2 separate regions of the Homo sapiens genome follow, and region 1 is linked to region 2. The links are chromatin loops, found by intact Hi-C in ENCODE. Cell type or tissue: GM12878. All regions are shown on one strand. Links, peaks and the distances in the headings refer to the core of each region. The heading gives the core; the rest is flanking DNA.

The links. Peaks named below come from ENCODE experiments on the same cell type or tissue, not always from the same donor. Only the 100,000 strongest peaks of a DNase experiment are listed, where the experiment ranks them.
Region 1: a loop joins it to region 2, with 7 times the contacts of the local background. A loop is called at or near these places in 2 of 110 quality-filtered maps.

Annotation. Positions count from the first base shown.
Region 1 is chr14:105,854,864-105,865,411 of GRCh38, reverse strand. It overlaps MIR4539 (microRNA 4539), which reads left to right and starts at 7,840; the gene lies at 7,840-7,899. It overlaps MIR4507 (microRNA 4507), which reads left to right and starts at 7,237; the gene lies at 7,237-7,288. It overlaps MIR4538 (microRNA 4538), which reads left to right and starts at 7,170; the gene lies at 7,170-7,247. It overlaps MIR4537 (microRNA 4537), which reads left to right and starts at 5,859; the gene lies at 5,859-5,928. It also overlaps IGH, IGHM, IGHJ6, the pseudogene IGHJ3P, IGHJ5 and IGHJ4, and 4 more genes. RefSeq lists an enhancer at 3,042-3,623. In GM12878, for the core only: a CTCF peak has its summit at 4,857; a DNase peak (open chromatin) is centred at 3,251; H3K4me3 peaks cover 7,317 bases; H3K27ac peaks cover 7,054 bases.
Region 2 is chr14:105,697,291-105,707,838 of GRCh38, reverse strand. It overlaps IGH and IGHA1. Among named protein-coding and RNA genes, the nearest start is that of MIR8071-2, 62 kb to the right of the region's middle. RefSeq lists an enhancer at 6,575-6,896. In GM12878, for the core only: no CTCF peak of the experiment used is centred there; DNase peaks (open chromatin) are centred at 6,718 and 6,935; H3K4me3 peaks cover 770 bases; H3K27ac peaks cover 4,379 bases.

The DNA of each region.
Region 1 (10,548 bases), core at 1,659-9,658, 160 kb before region 2:
CTCAGGTGAGTCTGCTGTCTGGGGATAGCGGGGAGCCAGGTGTACTGGGCCAGGCAAGGGCTTTGGCTTCAGACTTGGGGACAGGTGCTCAGCAAAGGAGGTCGGCAGGAGGGCGGAGGGTGTGTTTTTGTATGGGAGAAGCAGGAGGGCAGAGGCTGTGCTACTGGTACTTCGATCTCTGGGGCCGTGGCACCCTGGTCACTGTCTCCTCAGGTGAGTCCCACTGCAGCCCCCTCCCAGTCTTCTCTGTCCAGGCACCAGGCCAGGTATCTGGGGTCTGCAGCCGGCCTGGGTCTGGCCTGAGGCCACACCAGCTGCCATCCCTGGGGTCTCCGCCATGGGCTGCATGCCAGAGCCCTGCTGTCACTTAGCCCTGGGGCCAGCTGGAGCCCCCAAGGACAGGCAGGGACCCCGCTGGGCTTCAGCCCCGTCAGGGACCCTCCACAGGTAGCAAGCAGGCCGAGGGCAGGGACGGGAAGGAGAAGTTGTGGGCAGAGCCTGGGCTGGGGCTGGGCGCTGGCTGTTCATGTGCCGGGGACCAGGCCTGCGCTTTAGTGTGGCTACAAGTGCTTGGAGCACTGGGGCCAGGGCAGCCCGGCCACCGTCTCCCTGGGAACGTCACCCCTCCCTGCCTGGGTCTCAGCCCGGGGGTCTGTGTGGCTGGGGACAGGGACGCCGGCTGCCTCTGCTCTGTGCTTGGGCCATGTGACCCATTCGAGTGTCCTGCACGGGCACAGGTTTATGTCTGGGCAGGAACAGGGACTGTGTCCCTGTGTGATGCTTTTGATATCTGGGGCCAAGGGACAATGGTCACCGTCTCTTCAGGTAAGATGGCTTTCCTTCTGCCTCCTTTCTCTGGGCCCAGCGTCCTCTGTCCTGGAGCTGGGAGATAATGTCCGGGGGCTCCTTGGTCTGCGCTGGGCCATGTGGGGCCCTCCGGGGCTCCTTCTCCGGCTGTTTGGGACCACGTTCAGCAGAAGGCCTTTCTTTGGGAACTGGGACTCTGCTGCTGGGGCAAAGGGTGGGCAGAGTCATGCTTGTGCTGGGGACAAAATGACCTTGGGACACGGGGCTGGCTGCCACGGCCGGCCCGGGACAGTCGGAGAGTCAGGTTTTTGTGCACCCCTTAATGGGGCCTCCCACAATGTGACTACTTTGACTACTGGGGCCAGGGAACCCTGGTCACCGTCTCCTCAGGTGAGTCCTCACAACCTCTCTCCTGCTTTAACTCTGAAGGGTTTTGCTGCATTTTTGGGGGGAAATAAGCGTGCTGGGTCTCCTGCCAAGAGAGCCCCGGAGCAGCCTGGGGGGCTCAGGAGGATGCCCTGAGGCAACAGCGGCCACACAGACGAGGGGCAAGGGCTCCAGATGCTCCTTCCTCCTGAGCCCAGCAGCACGGGTCTCTCTGTGGCCAGGGCCACCCTGGGCCTCTGGGGTCCAATGTCCAACAACCCCCGGGCCCTCCCCGGGCTCAGTCTGAGAGGGTCCCAGGGACTTAGCGGGGTGCCAGTTCTTGCCTGGGGTCCTGGCATTGTTGTCACAATGTGACAACTGGTTCGACCCCTGGGGCCAGGGAACCCTGGTCACCGTCTCCTCAGGTGAGTCCTCACCACCCCCTCTCTGAGTCCACTTAGGGAGACTCAGCTTGCCAGGGTCTCAGGGTCAGAGTCTTGGAGGCATTTTGGAGGTCAGGAAAGAAAGCTGGGGAGAGGGACCCTTCGAATGGGAACCCAGCCTGTCCTCCCCAAGTCCGGCCACAGATGTCGGCAGCTGGGGGGCTCCTTCGGCTGGTCTGGGGTGACCTCTCTCCGCTTCACCTGGAGCATTCTCAGGGGCTGTCGTGATGATTGCGTGGTGGGACTCTGTCCCGCTCCAAGGCACCCGCTCTCTGGGACGGGTGCCCCCCGGGGTTTTTGGACTCCTGGGGGTGACTTAGCAGCCGTCTGCTTGCAGTTGGACTTCCCAGGCCGACAGTGGTCTGGCTTCTGAGGGGTCAGGCCAGAATGTGGGGTACGTGGGAGGCCAGCAGAGGGTTCCATGAGAAGGGCAGGACAGGGCCACGGACAGTCAGCTTCCATGTGACGCCCGGAGACAGAAGGTCTCTGGGTGGCTGGGTTTTTGTGGGGTGAGGATGGACATTCTGCCATTGTGATTACTACTACTACTACTACATGGACGTCTGGGGCAAAGGGACCACGGTCACCGTCTCCTCAGGTAAGAATGGCCACTCTAGGGCCTTTGTTTTCTGCTACTGCCTGTGGGGTTTCCTGAGCATTGCAGGTTGGTCCTCGGGGCATGTTCCGAGGGGACCTGGGCGGACTGGCCAGGAGGGGATGGGCACTGGGGTGCCTTGAGGATCTGGGAGCCTCTGTGGATTTTCCGATGCCTTTGGAAAATGGGACTCAGGTTGGGTGCGTCTGATGGAGTAACTGAGCCTGGGGGCTTGGGGAGCCACATTTGGACGAGATGCCTGAACAAACCAGGGGTCTTAGTGATGGCTGAGGAATGTGTCTCAGGAGCGGTGTCTGTAGGACTGCAAGATCGCTGCACAGCAGCGAATCGTGAAATATTTTCTTTAGAATTATGAGGTGCGCTGTGTGTCAACCTGCATCTTAAATTCTTTATTGGCTGGAAAGAGAACTGTCGGAGTGGGTGAATCCAGCCAGGAGGGACGCGTAGCCCCGGTCTTGATGAGAGCAGGGTTGGGGGCAGGGGTAGCCCAGAAACGGTGGCTGCCGTCCTGACAGGGGCTTAGGGAGGCTCCAGGACCTCAGTGCCTTGAAGCTGGTTTCCATGAGAAAAGGATTGTTTATCTTAGGAGGCATGCTTACTGTTAAAAGACAGGATATGTTTGAAGTGGCTTCTGAGAAAAATGGTTAAGAAAATTATGACTTAAAAATGTGAGAGATTTTCAAGTATATTAATTTTTTTAACTGTCCAAGTATTTGAAATTCTTATCATTTGATTAACACCCATGAGTGATATGTGTCTGGAATTGAGGCCAAAGCAAGCTCAGCTAAGAAATACTAGCACAGTGCTGTCGGCCCCGATGCGGGACTGCGTTTTGACCATCATAAATCAAGTTTATTTTTTTAATTAATTGAGCGAAGCTGGAAGCAGATGATGAATTAGAGTCAAGATGGCTGCATGGGGGTCTCCGGCACCCACAGCAGGTGGCAGGAAGCAGGTCACCGCGAGAGTCTATTTTAGGAAGCAAAAAAACACAATTGGTAAATTTATCACTTCTGGTTGTGAAGAGGTGGTTTTGCCCAGGCCCAGATCTGAAAGTGCTCTACTGAGCAAAACAACACCTGGACAATTTGCGTTTCTAAAATAAGGCGAGGCTGACCGAAACTGAAAAGGCTTTTTTTAACTATCTGAATTTCATTTCCAATCTTAGCTTATCAACTGCTAGTTTGTGCAAACAGCATATCAACTTCTAAACTGCATTCATTTTTAAAGTAAGATGTTTAAGAAATTAAACAGTCTTAGGGAGAGTTTATGACTGTATTCAAAAAGTTTTTTAAATTAGCTTGTTATCCCTTCATGTGATAATTAATCTCAAATACTTTTTCGATACCTCAGAGCATTATTTTCATAATGACTGTGTTCACAATCTTTTTAGGTTAACTCGTTTTCTCTTTGTGATTAAGGAGAAACACTTTGATATTCTGATAGAGTGGCCTTCATTTTAGTATTTTTCAAGACCACTTTTCAACTACTCACTTTAGGATAAGTTTTAGGTAAAATGTGCATCATTATCCTGAATTATTTCAGTTAAGCATGTTAGTTGGTGGCATAAGAGAAAACTCAATCAGATAGTGCTGAAGACAGGACTGTGGAGACACCTTAGAAGGACAGATTCTGTTCCGAATCACCGATGCGGCGTCAGCAGGACTGGCCTAGCGGAGGCTCTGGGAGGGTGGCTGCCAGGCCCGGCCTGGGCTTTGGGTCTCCCCGGACTACCCAGAGCTGGGATGCGTGGCTTCTGCTGCCGGGCCGACTGGCTGCTCAGGCCCCAGCCCTTGTTAATGGACTTGGAGGAATGATTCCATGCCAAAGCTTTGCAAGGCTCGCAGTGACCAGGCGCCCGACATGGTAAGAGACAGGCAGCCGCCGCTGCTGCATTTGCTTCTCTTAAAACTTTGTATTTGACGTCTTATTTCCACTAGAAGGGGAACTGGTCTTAATTGCTTGATGAAGAGCAGGAGACTCATTTATGTGAGTCTTTTGAGTGACCATTGTCTGGGTCACTCCCATTTAACTTTCCCTAAAGCCCATTTGAAGGAGAGGTCGCACGAGCTGCTCCACAACCTCTGAATGGGGATGGCATGGGTAATGATGCTTGAGAACATACCAAGCCCCACTGGCATCGCCCTTGTCTAAGTCATTGACTGTAGGTCATCATCGCACCCTTGAAAGTAGCCCATGCCTTCCAAAGCGATTTATGGTAAATGGCAGAATTTTAAGTGGCAAATTCAGATAAAATGCATTTCTTGGTTGTTTCCAATGATGACTGTTATCTAGAGGGAATTTAAAGGCAGGGGTTTACTGCAGACTCAGAAGGGAGGGGATGCTCCGGGAAGGTGGAGGCTCTGAGCATCTCAATACCCTCCTCTTGGTGCAGAAGATATGCTGCCACTTCTAGAGCAAGGGGACCTGCTCATTTTTATCACAGCACAGGCTCCTAAATTCTTGGTCTCATTCTCAAGATGTTTTAATGACTTTAAAGCAGCAAAGAAATATTCCACCCAGGTAGTGGAGGGTGGTAATGATTGGTAATGCTTTGGAACCAAAACCCAGGTGGCGCTGGGGCAGGACTGCAGGGAACTGGGGTATCAAGTAGAGGGAGACAAAAGATGGAAGCCAGCCTGGCTGTGCAGGAACCCGGCAATGAGATGGCTTTAGCTGAGACAAGCAGGTCTGGTGGGCTGACCATTTCTGGCCATGACAACTCCATCCAGCTTTCAGAAATGGACTCAGATGGGCAAAACTGACCTAAGCTGACCTAGACTAAACAAGGCTGAACTGGGCTGAGCTGAGCTGAACTGGGCTGAGTTGAACTGGGTTGAGCTGAGCTGAGCTGAGCTGGGCTAAGTTGCACCAGGTGAGCTGAGCTGAGCTGGGCTTGGCTGCACTAAGCTGGGCTGAGCTGGGCTGAGCTGGGCAGGGCTGGGCTGAGCTGAGCTGGGCTGGGCTGAGCTGGGCTGGGCTGGGCTGGGCTGAGCGGGTCTGAGCGGGGCTGAGCTGAGCTAGGCTGGGCTGGGCTGAGCTGGGCTGAGCTGGGCTGAGCTGGGCTGAGCAAGGCTAGGCTGAGCTGGGCTGAGCTGAGCTGGGCTGAGCAAGGCTAGGCTGAGCTGAGCTGAGCTGGGCTGCGCTGAGCTGGGCTGGGCTGCGCTGAGCTGGGCTGGGCTGAGCTGGGCTAGGCTGGGCTGAGCTGGGCTGAGCTAGGCTGGGCTGGGCTGGGCTGAGCGGGGCTGAGCGGGGCTGAGCTGAGCTAGGCTGGGCTGAGCGGGGCTGAGCTGAGCTAGGCTGGGCTGGGCTGGGCTGAGCCAAGCTGAACCGGGTTGAGCGTGCTGTGCTGGGCTGAGCCAAGCTAGGCTGAGCTGAGCCAAGTTGAGCTTAGCTGGGCTGAGCTAACCTGGGCAGGGCTGAGCTGGGCTGAGCTAACCTGGACTGGGGCTGAGCTAACCTGGGCAGAGCTGAGCTGGGCTGAGCTAACCTGGGCTGGGGCTGAGCTAACCTGGGCTGGGCTCAGCTGAGCTGAGCTACGCTGGGCTGGGCTGGGCTGAGCCGAGCTGAACTGGGCTGAGCAGGCTGTGTCGGGCTGAGCCAAGCTGGGCCGAGCTCAGCAGAGCTGAGCCGAGCTGAGCTTAGCTGGGCTGAGCTAACCAGGGCTGGGCTGAGCTGGGCTGAGCTGAGCTGAGCTGAACTGGGCTGAACGGGCTGAGGCGAGCAGGGCCGAGCTGAGCAGAGCTAAGCCGAGGCTGGGCTGGGCTAACCTGGGCTGGGCCGAGCTGAGCAGAGCTAAGCCGAGGCTGGGCTGGGCTAACCTGGGCTGGGCTGAGCTGAGCTGGGTTGGGCAGGGCTGGGCTGGGCTGAGCTAAGCTGAACTAGGGTGAGCTGGGCCGAGCCAGGCTGGTTTGGGCTGAGTTGAGCTGACCTGGACTGGGGCTGAGCTAACCTGGGCTGGGCTCAGCTGAGCTGAGCTACGCTGGGCTGGGCTGGGCTGAGCCGAGCTGAACTGGGCTGAGCAGGTTGTATCAGGCTAAGCCAAGCTGGGCCAAGCTCAGCAGAGCCGAGCCGAGCTGAGCTTAGCTGGGCTGAGCTAACCAGGGCTGGGCTGAGCTGGGCTGAGCTGAGCTGAGCTGAACTGGGCTGAACGGGCTGAGGCGAGCAGGGCCGAGCTGAGCAGAGCTAAGCCGAGGCTGGGCTGGGCTAACCTGGGCTGGGCTGAGCTGAGCTGGGTTGGGCAAGGCTGGGCTGGGTTGAGTTGGGCTGAGCTAAGCTGAGCTAGGGTGAGCTGGGCTGAGCCAGGCTGGATTGGGCTGAGTTGAGCTGACCTCAACTGAGCTGACCTAGGCTGAGCTGAGCTGAGCTGAAGTAGGCTGTGCTGGGCTGAGCTGGGATGACCTGGGCTGGGCTGAGCTGATTTGGGCTGGGTTGAGCAGACCTGGGCTGAGCCGGGTTGAGCTGAGCTGAACCAGGATGAGCTGGGCTGAGCTGAGCTGGGCTGGGTGGTCCAGGCTGGGCTGACCTGGACCAGGCTGGGCCAGGTTGAGCTGGGCTAAGCCGAGCTGAGCTGAGCTGAGCTGGGATGATCTGGGCTGGGCTGGGCTGGGCTGAGCTGACCTGGGCTGGGCTGGGCTGAGCTGAGCTGAGCTGAGTTAAGCTGAGCTGAGCTGAACTGGGCTGTGCTGAGCTAGGCTGGGCTGGGCTGAGCTGGGCTGGGCTGGGCTGAGCCAGATTGTGCCTGGCTGAACTGAGCTGGGCTAAGCTGAGCTGGGCTGAGCTGGGCTGAGCTGAGCTGGGCTGAGTGGGGCGGGGCTGAGCTGAGCCGGACTGGGCTGGGCTGGGCTCAGCTGAGCTGAGCTGAACTGGGCTGGGCTGAACTGGGCTGGGCTGAGCTGAGCTGAACTGGGCTGGGCTGAACTGGGCTGGGCTGAGCTGAGCTTGGATGAGCTGGGCTGAACTGGGCTGGGTTGAGCTGGGCTGGGCTGAGTTGAGCCAGACTGATCTGGGCTGAGCCGAGCTGGGTTAAGCCGAGCTGGGTTGGGCTGGGCTGGGTTGGGCTGGGCTGAGCCGGACTGGGTTGGGCTGAGCTGAGCTGGACTGGGCTGAGCTGAGCTGGTCTGGGCTGGCTGAGCTGAGCTGTGTTGAGCCAAGCTAGGCTGGGCTGGGCTGAGCTGGGCTGAACTGGGCTGAGCGGAGCTGAGCTGAGCTGGGCTGGGTTGAGCAGAGCTGGGGGCTGAGCTGGGCTGGGCTGGGCTGAGTTAAGCTGGGCTGACCTGGGCTGAGTTAAGCTGGGCTGACCTGGGCTGAGCTAAGCTGGGTTGAGCCGATCCGGGCTGGGCTGGGCTGGGCTGAGCCAGGCTAGGTTGAGCTGGGCTGGGCTGGGCTCTGCTGTGCTGTGCTGAACAGGGCTGAGCTGAACTGAGCTGAGCTGGGCTGAGCTGGGCTCTGCTGTGCTGTGCTGAGCAGGGCTGAGCTGAACTGTGCTGAGCTGGGTTGAGCTAAGCTAGGCTGGGCTGGGCTGAGCTGGGATGAGCTGGGCTGGGCTGGGCTGGGCTCTGCTGTGCTGTGCTGAACAGGGCTGAGCTGAACTGAGCTGAGCTGGGCTGAGCTGAGCTCTGCTGTGCTGTGCTGAGCAGGGCTGAGCTGAACTGGGCTGAGCTGGGCTGAGCCGGGCTGAGTTGAGCAGAGCTGGGTTGAGCAGAGCTGGGCTGGGCTGGGCTGAGTTGAGCCAGGCTGACCTGGGCTGAGCCAAGCTGGGTTGAGCCAAACTGGGCTGGGCTGGGCTGAGCCAGGCTGGATTGAGCTGGGCTGGGCTGGGCTAAGCTGGGCTGTGCTGCACTGAGCTGGGCTGAGCTGGGTTGAACTGTGCTGAGCTGAGCTGGGCTGTGCTGAACTATGCTTAGCTGGGCTGGGCTATACTGGGCTTAGCTGGGCTGGGCTAAACTGGGCTTAGCTGGGCTGGGCTATACTGGGCTTAGCTGGGCTGGGCTATACTGGGCTTAGCTGGGCTGGGCTATACTGGGCTTAGCTGGGCTGGGCTGAGCTGAGATGGTCTTAGGTGGTCTGAGCTCAGCTAGGCTGGGCTGAGCTGGTCTGAGCTCATCTGAGTTGGGCTGAGCTGAGCTTGGCTTTGCTGAGCTGGGGTGGGGTGGGCTGGGCTGGATTGAGCTGGCCTGGGCTGGGATGAACTGGATTGAGCTGGCCTGGGCTGGGATGAACTGGAGGACATGGCACTGGGCCAATCTTCATGATCTTGTTGGACATAGATGGATAGCCTCAGCTGAGTCTACACTGCGTTCCCCATCACACTCACCCTCCCTATACTCACTCCCAGGCCTGGGTTGTCTGCCTGGGGAGACTTCAGGGTAGCTGGAGTGTGACTGAGCTGGGGGCAGCAGAAGCTGGGCTGGAGGGACTCTATTGGCTGCCTGCGGGGTGTGTGGCTCCAGGCTTCACATTCAGGTATGCAACCTGGGCCCTCCAGCTGCATGTGCTGGGAGCTGAGTGTGTGCAGCACCTACGTGCTGATGCCTCGGGGGAAAGCAGGCCTGGTCCACCCAAACCTGAGCCCTCAGCCATTCTGAGCAGGGAGCCAGGGGCAGTCAGGCCTCAGAGTGCAGCAGGGCAGCCAGCTGAATGGTGGCAGGGATGGCTCAGCCTGCTCCAGGAGACCCCAGGTCTGTCCAGGTGTTCAGTGCTGGGCCCTGCAGCAGGATGGGCTGAGGCCTGCAGCCCCAGCAGCCTTGGACAAAGACCTGAGGCCTCACCACGGCCCCGCCACCCCTGATAGCCATGACAGTCTGGGCTTTGGAGGCCTGCAGGTGGGCTCGGCCTTGGTGGGGCAGCCACAGCGGGACGCAAGTAGTGAGGGCACTCAGAACGCCACTCAGCCCCGACAGGCAGGGCACGAGGAGGCAGCTCCTCACCCTCCCTTTCTCTTTTGTCCTGCGGGTCCTCAGGGAGTGCATCCGCCCCAACCCTTTTCCCCCTCGTCTCCTGTGAGAATTCCCCGTCGGATACGAGCAGCGTGGCCGTTGGCTGCCTCGCACAGGACTTCCTTCCCGACTCCATCACTTTCTCCTGGAAATACAAGAACAACTCTGACATCAGCAGCACCCGGGGCTTCCCATCAGTCCTGAGAGGGGGCAAGTACGCAGCCACCTCACAGGTGCTGCTGCCTTCCAAGGACGTCATGCAGGGCACAGACGAACACGTGGTGTGCAAAGTCCAGCACCCCAACGGCAACAAAGAAAAGAACGTGCCTCTTCCAGGTGAGGGCCGGGCCCAGCCACCGGGACAGAGAGGGAGCCGAAGGGGGCGGGAGTGGCGGGCACCGGGCTGACACGTGTCCCTCACTGCAGTGATTGCTGAGCTGCCTCCCAAAGTGAGCGTCTTCGTCCCACCCCGCGACGGCTTCTTCGGCAACCCCCGCAAGTCCAAGCTCATCTGCCAGGCCACGGGTTTCAGTCCCCGGCAGATTCAGGTGTCCTGGCTGCGCGAGGGGAAGCAGGTGGGGTCTGGCGTCACCACGGACCAGGTGCAGGCTGAGGCCAAAGAGTCTGGGCCCACGACCTACAAGGTGACCAGCACACTGACCATCAAAGAGAGCGACTGGCTCGGCCAGAGCATGTTCACCTGCCGCGTGGATCACAGGGGCCTGACCTTCCAGCAGAATGCGTCCTCCATGTGTGTCCCCGGTGAGTGACCTGTCCCCAGGGGCAGCACCCACCGACACACAGGGGTCCACTCGGGTCTGGCATTCGCCACCCCGGATGCAGCCATCTACTCCCTGAGCCTTGGCTTCCCAGAGCGGCCAAGGGCAGGGGCTCGGGCGGCAGGACCCCTGGGCTCGGCAGAGGCAGTTGCTACTCTTTGGGTGGGAACCATGCCTCCGCCCACATCCACACCTGCCCCACCTCTGACTCCCTTCTCTTGACTCCAGATCAAGACACAGCCATCCGGGTCTTCGCCATCCCCCCATCCTTTGCCAGCATCTTCCTCACCAAGTCCACCAAGTTGACCTGCCTGGTCACAGACCTGACCACCTATGACAGCGTGACCATCTCCTGGACCCGCCAGAATGGCGAAGCTGTGAAAACCCACACCAACATCTCCGAGAGCCACCCCAATGCCACTTTCAGCGCCGTGGGTGAGGCCAGCATCTGCGAGGATGACTGGAATTCCGGGGAGAGGTTCACGTGCACCGTGACCCACACAGACCTGCCCTCGCCACTGAAGCAGACCATCTCCCGGCCCAAGGGTAGGCCCCACTCTTGCCCCTCTTCCTGCACTCCCTGGGACCTCCCTTGGCCT
Region 2 (10,548 bases), core at 1,784-9,783:
CTGCTGCCTACCCCGAGTCCAAGACCCCGCTAACCGCCACCCTCTCAAAATCCGGTGGGTCCAGACCCTGCTCGGGGCCCTGCTCAGTGCTCTGGTTTGCAAAGCATATTCCTGGCCTGCCTCCTCCCTCCCAATCCTGGGCTCCAGTGCTCATGCCAAGTACAGAGGGAAACTGAGGCAGGCTGAGGGGCCAGGACACAGCCCAGGGTGCCCACCAGAGCAGAGGGGCTCTCTCATCCCCTGCCCAGCCCCCTGACCTGGCTCTCTACCCTCCAGGAAACACATTCCGGCCCGAGGTCCACCTGCTGCCGCCGCCGTCGGAGGAGCTGGCCCTGAACGAGCTGGTGACGCTGACGTGCCTGGCACGCGGCTTCAGCCCCAAGGATGTGCTGGTTCGCTGGCTGCAGGGGTCACAGGAGCTGCCCCGCGAGAAGTACCTGACTTGGGCATCCCGGCAGGAGCCCAGCCAGGGCACCACCACCTTCGCTGTGACCAGCATACTGCGCGTGGCAGCCGAGGACTGGAAGAAGGGGGACACCTTCTCCTGCATGGTGGGCCACGAGGCCCTGCCGCTGGCCTTCACACAGAAGACCATCGACCGCTTGGCGGGTAAACCCACCCATGTCAATGTGTCTGTTGTCATGGCGGAGGTGGACGGCACCTGCTACTGAGCCGCCCGCCTGTCCCCACCCCTGAATAAACTCCATGCTCCCCCAAGCAGCCCCACGCTTCCATCCGGCGCCTGTCTGTCCATCCTCAGGGTCTCAGCACTTGGGAAAGGGCCAGGGCATGGACAGGGAAGAATACCCCCTGCCCTCAGCCTCGGGGGGCCCCTGGCACCCCCCTGAGCCTTTCCACCCTGGTGTGAGTGTGAGTTGTGAGTGTGAGAGTGTGTGGTGCAGGAGGCCTCGCTGGTGTGAGATCTTAGGTCTGCCAAGGCAGGCACAGCCCAGGATGGGTTCTGAGAGATGCACATGCCCCGGACAGTTCTGAGTGAGCAGTGGCATGGCCGTTTGTCCCTGAGAGAGCCGCCTCTGGCTGTAGCTGGGAGGGAATAGGGAGGGTAAAAGGAGCAGGCTAGCCAAGAAAGGCGCAGGTAGTGGCAGGAGCGGCGAGGGAGTGAGGGGCTGGACTCCAGGGCCCCACTGGGAGGACAAGCTCCAGGAGGGCCCCACCACCCTAGTGGGTGGGCCTCAGGACGTCCCACTGACGCATGCAGGAAGGGGCACCTCCCCTTAACCACACTGCTCTGTACGGGGCACGTGGGCACAGGTGCACACTCACACTCACATATACGCCTGAGCCCTGCAGGAGCGGAACGTTCACAGCCCAGACCCAGTTCCAGAAAAGCCAGGGGAGTCCCCTCCCAAGCCCCCAAGCTCAGCCTGCTCCCCTAGGCCCCTCTGGCTTCCCTGTGTTTCCACTGTGCACAGATCAGGCACCAACTCCACAGACCCCTCCCAGGCAGCCCCTGCTCCCTGCCTGGCCAAGTCTCCCATCCCTTCCTAAGCCCAACTAGGACCCAAAGCATAGACAGGGAGGGGCCACGTGGGGTGGCATCAGAAGCAGGCCAGTGAGACAGGGCCTGCCCAGGGCCCTCTGCATGCCTCTGGCTTCTGCCTGGGGCTCCCAGGAGTGTAAGAACAGTCCCACAACCACTGTGGGGACACCTGGCACCCAGACTCCCACAAGGGGGCAGTGGGGCCCCTGCTCGTGCCTTAGACATCTTCCGGGCCTCCCCAGGGCCCCCCGCCTTCTGGCTGCCTCCCTCTGCTCTCAGGGCCAAGGTGAGGTGGAGGCCACTGTCACCCCTGAGGGTCCAGTCACCAGAGGGTAATTGAGAGCAACAGGTCACTCGGGGAAGCCCTGCCACAGAGAAGCCCTCCAGCCCATGGGACCCAGGACCTGGCCCAGGGGAGGGGCTTTTAAAGAGAGGGGGAAAGAGGGAGAATCAACAGATGAGGGGCTGAACCAGCAGACAGAGATCAGGCAGACACATGGGTAGATCCTAGGACATATAATGAATGGATGGGTGGATGGAGGATTGGTAGACGGAGGATGGATGGGTGGGTAAATGGCTGGATGGAGGATGGACAGATGGATATATGATGGATGGATGAAGGACGGGTGGATGGAGGATGGATGAGTGGATGAATGAAGGATGGAAGATGGATGGATGGATGGGTGGATGGACTGATGGATGATGGATGGATGGATGGATGGATGATGGATGGATGGGTAGGCGGATGGAGGATGGAAGGGTGGATGGAGGATGGAAGATAGATGGAGGGGTGAATGGAGGATGGGTGGACTGACGGAGGATTGAGGATACTGGGGTGGGTGGGTGGGTAGATCTATGGAGGATAGGTGTATGGAAGATAATTGGATGGAGAATTGCTTTATGAATGGATGAATGAAGAGATGGAAAATAGCTTTATAGATGGATGGGTGAATGGATGGATGGATAGATGGAAGAAGGATGAATGGATGGAAAATAGCTTTATAGATATATGGGTGGATATTTAAGTGATAGCCTTACATTAATAGATGAATGGAGGATGAATGGTTGGGTGAGTGGGTAGGAGTGTTACTGATGGAGGGGTGGATATACGGATAATAGCTTTATAGATGGATGGATGGATAGATGGATGGAAGGATAGAAAGACAGGTGAATGACTGGATGTATCAGCATATGACAAGCAGGTACAGCTGTACATGGGAGGTCTATGCCCTGAGACCCTGAGGAAAATGAGGATGCCCGTGCTGGTGGCCCTCACCTGGCCCTCGCTTGTAACCCCTCAGCCACATTCCCTGGGAAGGCAACAGAGGCCTCTGGTCTTGCCCATTCAACCTTTGGCACACTGAGTGTCAGACCCAGGTCTCTGTCTTGGACCCAGATCTCCTTGAGGGTGGGTGTGTCTGGTCCTCTCTGGCCCCGGGACCCAGTCACTGAATACGTGGCTGGGACTGAGACGGGGTGGGGTGGGAGGGGCGGGAGGGTACCTCGGGCTCAAGCTTCCCTTGGAGAAGCAGATGGTGTCCACTTTCTGCCCTGCCAAGTCTCTCCCTGAAGTGCCCTAAGAATGTCAAAGACAGAAGGTCCCAGCCCCTCACCTGGGACTCTGCCTCCTCATCCTCCCTGGGGGAGTCTCAGGCCTTAGATGGGGACCCAGACCCCACTGTCCCCAGACCCCAAGGAAGCATAGCCGCTGTTCACACGAGTCTGGGCCTGGCAGGCTCTTGCTGTGTTGCAGATTGGCAGATGCCGCCTCCCTATGTGGTGCTGGACTTGCCGCAGGAGACCCTGGAGGAGGAGACCCCCGGCGCCAACCTGTGGCCCACCACCATCACCTTCCTCACCCTCTTCCTGCTGAGCCTGTTCTATAGCACAGCACTGACCGTGACCAGCGTCCGGGGCCCATCTGGCAACAGGGAGGGCCCCCAGTACTGAGCAGGAGCCGGCAAGGCACAGGTGGGAGCCCAGGAGGGGGATGAGCCCACAGTAGATGAGGTGGGCTGCAGTGCTTGGCTAAGAGGAGAGCACCACCTGCTCCCACTGTGGGGGGACGTGCTCTCCTGGGGGGCCCTTCACAGACACTGAGGACACGCGCAGGCCCAGGGTCAGGGCTGAGCTTCCCTCCAGTGCAGTAACGAGGATTCCGTCCAGGCTCCCATGAGCCAGGCCAGGGCTGAGACAGAGGGCGTTGGCAAGGATGCTGCTCCTTCAGGCTGTGACCCCTCTGTCTTTGCAGGGAGGAAGTGTGGAGGAACCTCTTGGAGAAGCCAGCTATGCTTGCCAGAACTCAGCCCTTTCAGACATCACCGACCCGCCCTTACTCACATGCCTTCCAGGTGCAATAAAGTGGCCCCAAGGAAAATGTTCACAGACTCTGAATGAGGAGACGGGGGTCAGGGAAAGGGTGGTGGCTTTAGACTGGAGAACGCCTGCTTCAAAGTCCCCCTGGGTGTCATGGTGGTCATGGTGGGCATGGACAGAGGGTACCCCTGGTCCCAAAATCAAGAAATGACCTGATCTTGAATGAGGCTGAGGCCCAAGGATGAATGCTGGATTCACCAGAGACCATGGCAAAGAAGCCTGCTCCTAAGAACTACATGGGATCCCTGTTCCTCATAACCTAGACAGCCCTGGTCCTCCTCACTGGGTCCTCATCCTGATCACAGGGCCCTGGTCCTGACCAGTGGGCCCGTTTACCGATCACTGAGCTCTGGTCCTACTACTTGGTCCCTGTTCCTGATCACTTAATTCTAGCCTTGATCACTGAGCCTTAGTCCTGATCACTGAGTCCTACTCCTGTTTTTGGCCCTGGACCTCATCACTCAGCCCTGGTCCTCATCACTCAGCCCCGGTCCTGGTCACTCAGCCCTGGTCCTCGTCACTGAGCCCTGGACCTCCTCACTCAGCCCTGGACCTCCTCACTCAGCCCTGGACCTCCTCACTCAGCCCTGGTCCTCATCACTCAGCCCTGGACCTCATCACTCAGCCCTGGTCCTCATCACTCAGCCCTGGACCTCCTCACTCAGCCCTGGACCTCATCACTCAGCCCTGGTCCTGGTCACTCAGCCCTGGACCTCGTCACTCAGCCCTGGACCTCGTCACTCAGCCCTGGACCTCGTCACTCAGCCCTGGTCCTCATCACTCAGCCCTGGACCTCATCACTCAGCCCTGGACCTCCTCACTCAGCCCTGGACCTCATCACTCAGCCCTGGACCTCCTCACTTAGCCCTGGACCTCGTCACTCAGCCCTGGTCCTGGTCACTCAGCCCTGGTCCTCATCACTCAGCCCTGGACCTCATCACTCAGCCCTGGTCCTCATCACTCAGCCCTGGTCCTGATCACCCAGCCCTGGTCCTGATCACTCAGTCCTGGTCCAGATCACACAGCCCTGGTCCTGATCACTCCATCCTAGTCCTCATCACTCAGCCCTGGTCCTGATCACCCAGCCCTGGTCCTGATCACTCAGTCCTGGTCCAGATCACTCAGCCCTGGTCCTGATCACTCAGCTCTGGTCCTGATTATTAGATCCTGATGCTAGTCACTGGGCACTGGGCACTGGGCCCTGATCCTAATCACTGAACCCTGCTCCTGATCAATGAACCCTGGCCCTGATCAAAGGGCTTTGCTCCTGATCACTGGGCCCTGGTCATGCTGTGTTCTGGTCCTTACCCCTGAACTCTGGTCCTGATTACTGAGTCTTGGTCCTGATCCCTGAGTCCTAGACTTGATCACTCAATTCCAGTCCTCATCAGTGGGCCCTGGTCGTGATCACTGAGCCCTGATCTGGATCACTAGGCTCTGGTCCTAACTCAGTCCTGGTCTGGATCGCTGAGTCTTGATCCTGATCACTGGGCCATGTTCTGGATCAATGAGCCCTGGCCCTGATCACTGGGCCCTGGTCCTGCTAACTATGCTCTGGTCCTGACCACTGAGCCCTTGTCCCAGTCAACAGTCAATAACTGAGCTCTGGTCCTAGTCAATAGTCAATCACTGAGCCCTGGTCCTGATCACTGGGTCCTGGTCCTGATCACTGGGTCCTGTTCTTATCCCTGAATCTTGGTCCTGATCACTGAGCCCTGGCCCTCATCACTGGGTCTTGTTCCTAATCACTGGGCTCTGGTTCTGACCAATGGCCCCTGGTTCTGGTCCCTGACTCCTGGTCCTGATCAATGGGCTCTGCTCTTGACTTCTGAGTCCTGGTGCTGATCATCCAGTCCTGGTCCTGATCACTGGGCCCTGATTCTAATCACTCAGACCTCCTTTTGATCACTGAACCCTAGTATTTATCACTGAGCCCTGATCCTGATCGTTGGGCCCTATTTCTGGTAACTGAGCTCTGATCCTGACCACTGACCTCTGTTCCTAATCACTGAGCCCTGGACCAGATCACTGGCCCCTGGTCCTGATCACTGGCCCCTGGACCTGATCACTGACCCTTGTTCCCGATTGCTGAGCCCTGGACCTGATCACTGAGCCCTGTTCCTGATCACTAACCCCTATTCCTGATCACTGAGCCCTGGTCCTGATTACTGAGCCCTGGACCCAGTCAATGACCCCTGTTCCTGATCACTGAGCCCTGGACCAAATCACTGAGCCCTGGACCAGATCACTGGGCCCTGGTCTTGATCACTGGGCCCTGGTCCTGATTACTGAGCCCTGATCCTGATCACTGGGCCCTGTTCCTGACCACTGAGCCCTGGACCAGACCGCGGATCCCTGTTCCTGATCACTGATCTCTGGTTCTTTAATTATGCATATTCATTTTGAAATCTGATTCCTTTTCTGAGCATGTATCAGTCTGACTAGACACTGAGTCCTGTCTGATTTCTGAGCCTTGGCCCTCATGAGTAAGTGACCTGCAGTGGTGGAGGGAGGCCTCCAGGGGAGCCGAGACCCTCTCAGTGCATGTACTCACTGGTAGATGAAGAAATGACCCCAATGACTTGCTCCATTTTTCCAGGCTCAGAGGGGTGTGTAGGCCCCAGGAGGACTTGGTGGCGAGAAGACCAGCCCAGGCCCTGTGAGCTACACCCAGCCCCAGCCCCTAAGGGGTCGCCAGGTCTCGACTTAGCACTGGGGAGGGGGTACAGTACAGGAGTGGGGACAGGAAGGTGAGGGGAGGCCATGCCGTTTGTATTCTCTTGCTTTTCTCTCTCTCCTGAAGCCTCTTGAATAGACCTGCAGAAATACCCAAAATAGCCCTGTGGGGTGGCTGAGTCATTGTGAACACAGCCCAGGTCAGGTGTTCCAGCCAGAGAACTGCTGTTCTGAGAAACATGCCCCAAAACCGAGACCTGGCCAGGTGTGCCTGGGGCCTGAGCGAGGGGCTGCAGCCACAGGTAGGCCCAGCCCCAACCAGCCCAGGGTCAGCTAGGGCTTTCCAGGTCCAGGGTTAGGCAGAGGTCAGCCAGGGTCAACCATGGTCTATCTGAGGGGAGAGACAAGAGACACAGAGACATAGAGAGAGAGAGAGACAGGGATGGGGAGAGACAAGAGAGACAGGAAAGGAGAGACAAAGACAGACACAGAGAGAGAGATGGGGATGGAGAGAGATAAGAGACAGGGACAGGGAGGGACAGAGGCGAGGCCAGTGACAGAGACAGAGTTACAAGAGACAGAAAGAGAGAGAGATGAGATGAGAGAGATAAGAAGAAACGGAGACAGAGATGGGAGAAAAAGAGAGGAGATGGGAACAGGGAAAAAGAGACATGGAGACAGACATGCAGAGAGAACACAACAGAGGCAGAGAACACACAGGGAGAGAAAGAGGCAGCAAGATGGGCCCAGGAACTCAGCTGCAAGCCCCTCTCACACAGTCACTCTCACAAACACACACCACGACTATTATACAACATTCACACACAAACACACAGAAACATACCCACGCTCACAGCCACACACTAAGTCACTGTCACATCCATACCCACACTCACACCCAAACACACATGGCCCAGGAGCAAATGGGGAGACCTCAGCCTGCAGCTGGGAGCGGCCGAGCGGGCGCTGGGCCAGAGTCGGGGCCTGTCTGTGGGTGGGGGGCACGGCAGCACGGGCCCACCTGCACCTACAAGGCCTGGCCCCCGAGGTCACTGGGCCACCACCCAGCCCTCGCCCTGTTCCCCGTCTGTGCTGGCCGGGGCAGGACTCTGAGCCTCCAGGAAACCTGCAGATCCACACAGGACCCGGAACATCGGGCTGGGGTGGGTAACAACATGGGAGAGGCGGGAGCAGGAGGTCCCAGGACCCTGCGCACTGCGACCCCAGCCCTGGGGGCTGAAGCCCAGGACAGCCTCAGGTCTCCCAGGAGGGACTGGACAGTGGGGGATGGTCAGAGAACAGGAGAGCCAGCAGGGTGCAGCCCGAGGACAGGGATGGACGCTGGGAGGTCAACAGGACAGGGGCAGGGGCCGTGGAGTGGGCGAAGGTCCTGGAGGGCCTAGAGAACCTGTGGGTCCGTGTTTGTGGGAAGGAGGCCAGGAGCAGCCCAGAGTGGCCAGGCTGGCAGGGGTGAGGAGGTGGGGGCAGTGAGGTGAGGGTGACCGAGCCAGTGAGGCCTCTGGCCAGGGAGGGGACCTTGGCTGGGCTCTGACTGAACCCAGGGCTCCTGGAGAAGGGGCCCCAGGCGGGGATGAGGATGTGGGCATCTGACTCCATCAACAATGGGGCTTCCAACACGCACAGCCTGGGCCTCGGAGACCTGGGCCCTGACCCGCCTCCCCCTGGCACTGGGCCGGGTGCCGTGTGTGGTCCCCAGTCCCCGCAGCACCTCCCCCACACTGGTCACGTTCCAGGGCCCCTCTGAAGCACCTGCTGTGAGGGGATGTGGGGAGGGGACAGGGACTTGGGCCTGAGCTGCCGGGTCGGGGGGGAGTCGGGGACCCAGGCTCAGCGTGTGGCTGGGGACCAGACAGATGGGGATGGAGGAGGACACGCCCTGTACCCACTGCCTGCCAAGGGGCTGGACCCACGCCCAGTCTAGGCCATGTCCCCCGAGGCCTGTGAACCTTCACTCTGAGCCACTAAAACATTCAGGAGCTTTGAAAGCAGCCCCCGTCCTTGTCACTATGCGATGACTCTGAGCATCACGCTGTCCCTGCTGGATCCACCCTCCAGCCCCAGCGAGGGAGGCTGGGCCCCGGGCAGCAGGTGGTGAGGGCAGCGGGCACAGCCACCCTACAGCACACACAGGGTCTCAGGGACGCGTCCACCACAGCCCGTGCACAGGCTCCTCACGGCACTGAGTTCACCCGGGGCGCGGGCCGTTTGTCCTCAGGAGTCCCGCTGTACCCTCCGCCCCCAGCCCTGTCCTGCTGAGGCTGCAGCTGGGTCCCGGGGCACAGGGCGGCCCTGAGCACTTTGTCATCTTGGTCCCTGTCGGGTGGGCTGCTGGCTGTCTGTGGAGCTGGCAGAGCCGCGGTTCAGCCTTGGAGGCCGGTCCTGGGGCCCAGCAGCCGTGGGGAGCACTGCCCAGTCCCGTGCCCACAGGGAATCACCTGGGCTGAGGAAGGGCCCACACGCCGACGGGATCGGGGTCAGGCAGCGCACGCCTGGCACCGAGATCCCACGTCCCGAAGTGGGGACACGGCCCAGGGGCACTGTTCCGGGAGGGTCTCAAGATGGGGTCTCCTATTTCAATCTTCACTCCTTCTGCACCTGTTAGCTGGGAACCTTCTAGAAGGAGGGGTGTCCTCAATCATGGGGTGGTTGTGAGCTGAGCACAGATCATGCAGGAAGGTACATGGCTTCTCCTTCACCAGGAAAACAGTGCAGAGAGACAGAGACACAGAGACAGAGACAGAGTAACAGAGAAAGAGAGACAGAGAGAGACACAGAGACAGAGACAGAGTAACAGAGATAGACAGAGAGACACAGAGACAGAGACAGAGTAACAGAGATAGAGAGACAGAGAGAGACACAGAGACAGAGTAACAGAGAAAGACAGAGAGACAGAGACAGAGACAGAGTAACAGAGAGACAGAAAGAGACAGAGACAGAGTAACAGAGATAGAGAGACAGAGAGAGAGATAGAGACAGAGGCAGGCACAGAGATAAGAAAGATACACAGAAACAGAGAGAGACAGAGATAGATAGTCACTGTCACATTCATACCCACGCTCACCTGCTCACACACTCACACACTCACCTCACACTCACACACACTCTCACACTCACAGTCACTTACACTCACACACAGTCACACACACACAGTCACACACACACTCACAAACACACTCACACACTCACACACACTCTCACACACACACTGAGCTTCCCTCAGGCCCTGTCACTTCCGATGGGGCCTACGGCCTGTCTAAGCCTCTGGGCCACCAGCCCCTGGCTCACCGGTGTGTGCCCACCACACCCCGCCTTGGGGGTCCCCTCTATGAGCTGGGCACATGCCCTCCGCTCTGTTCATGGCTGGCCTGGGGGAAACAGGGCCCACCCAAGGCCTGGCTCAGGGAAGGCCTCAAACACACATGGCCCAGGAGCAAAGGGGCAGAGCTCAGCCTGCAGCTGGGAGCGGGCAGGGGTAGTGGAGTGGGCAGAGGGCCTGGAGAACCTGCAGGGCTCCGATGTCTCTGGGAAGGGGGCCCAGGAGCAGCTCAGCGTGGCTGGGCCGGCAGGGGCGAGGAGGTGGGGGCCGTGAGGGAGGGGTGACTCGGCTGTGTGGGGTGCCGGGGGACACGGGCTTTGCTCCGGCTGAGCCCAGGCAGTGGCGAATCCCTGAGCTGCCAGGAGGAGAGCAGGGCCGGGGTCAGGCAGAGGTGGGCCGCGGGGCCGAGGGCTGCGGCCGGTCGGGAGCAGTCGGTCGGTTGAGGGCACCATTACATGGAGGGCTGTGAGACGGGAGACCCCATTCCCTTCATTCCTTGTGCACGTGTTAGTGAGGAAACTTCTAGAAGGAGGGCATTGCTCGTAGTGGGTGAGTGTGAGCACAGATCATGCAGGCTGGCGTGCTGCCGTGAAGTGCCTCTCTTTACTTTCCAGACCTCAGCATGGCAAGCCCGTCCTGCGCCCCAGGGTCTTTCTGG